2 separate regions of the Mus musculus genome follow, and region 2 is linked to region 1. The links are chromatin loops, found by intact Hi-C in ENCODE. Cell type or tissue: left cerebral cortex. All regions are shown on one strand.

Region 1 (2,500 bases):
GTGAGGAAGTTTACTTGGTGCCTTGTAGGTTAGCATGCCTTTGCAGCTTCCTTGGGGAGCAGTGAGTTGGCAGGAGGGCAGGAATCTCACTGTGGCTCAGGTAGGGATGGGAGTGAGGAACGTCTCAAAGGCAAGGTAAGAGTATGTGGAGCACCTGTGGCACATGGCCTGGGTAATTCTCGTCTCAGTTTAGGAACATTTCTAGGATTCTAACAGAGAAGAACTAGGGCTTTGACTCCAGATCAAATGTAGGCAAAGTTCCAGAGCCTAGGGCAATGGTTCCTCTTCTGATGGCCCCGGAGAGCTGGGTACCTATTATGAGTCCTGCAGTTTTCATTGCTGCATTTTATCCACTTTATATTCATAATTATGTTCTCTTTATAAGTATGGACTATAAAGAGTCAGGAAAAGATACCCCATCCCTACAGACTGTGTACCTTTCCAAGCCCTGGTGCAATGCAAAACTGAGGAGGCTGGTTCAATCAACAGCCTTAGGAAGATTTCAAGTCACTATGGGGCATTGGGGTAAAGCCAGCCATTCAGTGGGTGGCTACAATCTATACTATGACAGATGTACACAAAGATGCTTGCCAATAGACACAGCTGATAATCACCTTGTCTCCATCTTGCCCCATCCCAGGCCAATGATGCTCAACTTTCCTAATGCTGTGACCCTTTAATACAGCTCCTTATGTGACCCTCCCCATACATAACATTATTTTCATTGCTACTTTATAACTGTAATCTTGCTACTGTTATGGGTCATAATGTAAATACTTTTGGAGATAAGTGTTTGCCAAAGGGATCACAAAGGGTTGGTCTAGACCGACATGGCTGCTAGAGAGGTACCCACTCTGGGGACATGGACTGCAGAAAGGTAAGTTTGGCAATCTGGGTGCTCCATGGTCAGTCTCTATGAGGCCTGAAAAGGAGGTCAATAGGACTCAGGATCTGTAGTCCTGAGAGTGTGGGCAGGGAGATGCAGGGGTTAGCCTCATTTGGATGAACATTACCTGTAAAGCCCAATGGAAATTAGGAGCTCTGGGCGAGAAAACACTGGTCGGAGGACATATGTGTCCAATGCCGGAAATTGCAGGAAAGCCCTGGAAGGTTGCTGACCTCTCAGGAAGGGCCAATACAAGTTCTGTAATCTCATGCCCAAACCCACCGCACCCAATGGGCCGCTGGAGTCGGCCAGGTGTGCTCGTCTGTTCCAAGAGATAAAGGGATTGTTTGCGTGCTCCAGTCCACAACAGGTGGGCGACAGATTCCAGGGCTGGTCAGTCATTACACGCCGGTGCTGAAGTAACGAGGCTCTGTGTCACCACCCTTTTGAAGCCAGCTTACACTAACAGCCTAGACTTCCTACCTGGAGAGTAGTAACCAGCCCCGTGGGAACGCTCGGCTATCCTCCAGTCGCTAGGGGGCAGCGCTTTCACTGCGGCGCATGCGCCTTTCTGGCTTCAGGAGGCGGCTTTCATTCTCTGTCTTCCGCCTCAGTTGAGCTTCCGGCGCGAAGGTCACGGACAAAATGGTGCCCCCGGTTCAGGTCTCTCCACTCATCAAGGTGAATCCTCATCCCCGTTGTTGCGCGGTGCTCAAAGCTCCTCTATGCCCCCTTTCCCCTCCCCTCCCGTGACTTAGCATTGCCCACCCTTGGGACTGCTGGCTGTGGTCTCGAGCAATCCCGGCCCTGCAACCCTTGCACACACACCCGCCCCGTACTCCCTCTCCCAGTACTCCTCGATGTCCGACCCCTGCGATCCCCTTGTTCCCTCGGTGTGCCTTCTACTATAATGTTTTCTTCTGCAGTTCGGCCGGTACTCCGCTCTGATCATCGGCATGGCATACGGCGCCAAGCGCTACAGTGAGTTTGGGGACCGGGAGAACGGGATTCCGGGTGAAAGGCTGTGTGACACTGCTCGAGCCTGCAGTTCCTTGGGAGGGAGATGATGCCAGGCCCTAGAGGGGGGCAGGTGGGAACAGCTATCTGGAGATTTTGGAGTCGGCTTTTTCACGAAGCAGCATTTTCAGAGAAGTTAATTGCTTCCACTCCCCCCCAGGTTACCTAAAACCCCGGGCAGAGGAGGAGAGGAGAATAGCAGCGGAGGAAAAGAAGAGACTAGATGAGTTGAAACGGATTGAGAGAGAACTGGCGGAAGGTATGGCTTTTAGCCTCTCCCAACACCCCCGAGTTTTCTGGAAGTAGCTGCTGCTTAGTGGACCAGGGGCTGCCTCTCATCCCATGACTGTTTTGTCCAGTGCTGTCCTCCGTGGAGCCCAGTGGAGTGTGAGAGGCATACTGCCCCTTCTCTTGGGTAGCATCTGCAAATTGCCTTTCGAGAGGTTACTGCTGAGCAGGCTCTCTGACCCCTCTGTGTTGACTTCCTGTGGATTCCAGTCAGATGGAGAAGGCAGTTGGGGATGCAAAGGATGGTTTTAGTAATGAAGTTAGGGTTCTCTTGGAATTAGATTCTTGATTGTTTAAAGCCCAAGTCCC
Region 2 (2,500 bases), 120 kb after region 1:
CCTCCCTGAGCTTGCCCTAAAGCCTAGTCTTGCAGGCAGTGAACCTATGGGTTTACATGTCCAGTGGCTGTGATTATATGGACCTGTTTCACTGCAGCGGAGTGGGTATCAGGTGTTTATTTCTGTGTTGGTGAGGCTACTAGGGTGCTAATGCAGAGAGGCCCTAAGCACTGAGGGCCGGGAGGTCTTCTGGGGGAGAGTTGTAGAAAACTGGAGGAGATCTGAAGAAACATCACCTGTTATGCCCTATGGGTCCAAAACTGGAAACCTAAATTGGTAGTGATTGAAAGGATTATTAGGAAAAGGGGTACGAATCACTGAACAGCGGCAAACAAGACGCAAAGTCGGAGTTACTCTGGGAATCCTCTGATTATCACATAGGTCGACATGGGGCGGGAGGCTGCGAATGCCTCGAAGGTGTATGATACACAAACAACACTAAAACAATACAAATTGTTTCCGTGGTGGGGCAGAATGAAAGCGGGAACCACCGAGATGGGGGCGGGGGGCTATACCTGCTACGGGTTCGGGCGCTGGGGTCTCTGCATCGTGCTCTGGTCTAGCAGAGGAACGAACAGGAGCTGGGAAGAATCCCCGAATAAATATCGCGACCCCGATCACCTCAATCGCTACGCAGCTGGCAGCGAAGGCCCCGGAGCCCAGCCGCATTCTGCCCTGCCGCTGGGCCGGTCGGCCCGAAACTTAGTGTAACAGCGGGCGTTGCAAACCCGCACCCAGAGCCCACACCCGGACTGTCAAGAGCTCCCTCCCAGCCTGCCTCGCCAGCCCCAGCGCACAGGAAGTACGTCAGAGTGGCGAGTGCCCGCGGTCGCTCCCTGACGACGTTCCCCGCGGACCGGCCCCGGGGTGATTCTCCCGGGAGTCCCTGCCTCCTCCCGAACCCAAAGGTCCACGGAATCCCCGGCTGATCCATTCGGGAGCCTCGCTTCCGGTGCCACCGAGAGTCCCCGCACCTGCCCCGCCATCTCAGGATTCCAAGTTTGTGCGCCTTGAGCCAGGCGCATCTAGCGCTGCCCAGTGTCGGTGCAGTATTTAGCTGCTGGTGTTTCTGGTGTATTATTAGTCCTACTCACTTCCTCCTGGTGTTATGGCCCCAGTTTTCTGACAGGACGACTCTGACAGACTCGGGTCTGGGGCAAGCCTGCAGATTAAGCGATCCTGATGCGATTGGCAATCAGTGAGTGTGCTCCCCTTCTTTGGAAAGCTGTCCTCTGGAAGGAACCTCTAAACCGTAGGGGGCCACGTGTTTGGTAGGCAAGGTCTTTCCGCTCTAGATGCGGGAATTTTCCCGGGCTCATGCAATGAGACAGAAGCCGGTCTTTGAACAGAGTCCACCCCAGCCTTGTCTTCCTTTGTGCACACTCATTCTCCTTGCGGACCTTGCTTCTGTAAGTCAAAAGACCCAAACCCCTTCTCACGAACTCTGTTTTTCTAGGAAGCCAAGAACAAGATAGAGGTTTTGCTGCTGTTAAGTTGTATGAATTCCTTAATATCTTGGATAGCAACCTTTATATTTGATTTGTAAGCTAAATTTTCATCTAGTTCATGTTTTTTTTTTTTCAGTTTACCATAATCACACGTACTTTTTTTTTTTTTTGGTGGTAATTCTCTGTGAATTTGGTGTTATATGTTTAAGGGGGAAAAAAAGCATCAGTTTTGGTGAAGTTTCTTCTCACCTTTTTCTTATAGGAGTTTTATAGCTTCAGATATTAAATTTTAGTGGTTAACCCATTTTTACTTGATATTTCTGTATGTATAAAGGAAGGGTCCAGTTCCATTCTTCTGCATGTTTACCCAACATGAGTGGTGTTAAAAATATTATGTCATGGATCTCTGTGACTTCCAGGCAAGTTCCAGGACAGCAGCTACATAGAGAAACCCTGTCTGGGGGAGGGGGGAAGGGAATAAAAATAAACAAACAAATAAATTGTGTGTGTGTGTGTGTAGCCTTTGAATTTATCAGTGATTAGTTAATGACATAGTTTATTAATTAGGTGTTTTTATGACAATACCACACTGTCTTATTAAATCAAAATATCAGTAAGACAGTACCACAGGAATATACATGCATGTGCACATAAAATATCAGTAAAGTACATGTAGCAAGTCCTGACAAATGAACGTAGAAATAGGAAATAGAAGAACACTGTTTAGACACTTTAATATCCTAGTGTTGATAATGGACAGAACAACTAAGCAGAAGAGAAAAACAAAACAAAACACAGAAGACACGAACTCTATTGTCCCGCTAGACTACCAACTGCAGTGTGTACATTATTCCTCATTTCACATAAACATGAACTTCTATGAACAAAAGTTCCTGAAAGAATACCACCTTACACTTAACTTCCTACAAGAATGATTAACCAATTAAAACTTCAGACTATATAGTTTGAAGTGTTACATGTTGTCTTAGGGTTTCTATTGCTGTTATAAAACACCATGACCAAAACATCTTTGGGAGCAAAAGGCTTATTTG

What was found. Hi-C counts contacts between places; a loop is a spot of excess contacts. Peaks named below come from ENCODE experiments on the same cell type or tissue, not always from the same donor. Only the 100,000 strongest peaks of a DNase experiment are listed, where the experiment ranks them.
Region 2: it touches region 1 in a loop (9-fold over the local background); 1 of 42 quality-filtered maps calls a loop at or near these places.

The regions. Positions count from the first base shown.
Region 1 is chr5:108,433,393-108,435,892 of GRCm38, reverse strand. It overlaps Atp5k (ATP synthase, H+ transporting, mitochondrial F1F0 complex, subunit E), which reads left to right and starts at 1,494. Exons shown (of 4, transcript NM_007507.3): 1 at 1,494-1,567; 2 at 1,813-1,867; 3 at 2,064-2,162. The coding sequence starts at 1,532. It overlaps Gm34319 (a long non-coding RNA gene), which reads right to left and starts at 1,492. Exons shown (of 3, transcript XR_003955776.1): 1 at 1,370-1,492. In left cerebral cortex, a CTCF peak has its summit at 1,418 (motif pointing right); DNase peaks (open chromatin) are centred at 1,447 and 1,912; H3K4me3 peaks cover 1,459 bases; H3K27ac peaks cover 1,022 bases.
Region 2 is chr5:108,311,094-108,313,593 of GRCm38, reverse strand. It overlaps Pigg (phosphatidylinositol glycan anchor biosynthesis, class G), which reads right to left and starts at 781. Exons shown (of 13, transcript NM_001310689.2): 1 at 516-781. The coding sequence starts at 669. In left cerebral cortex, a CTCF peak has its summit at 1,013; DNase peaks (open chromatin) are centred at 841 and 1,263; H3K4me3 peaks cover 1,779 bases; H3K27ac peaks cover 1,236 bases.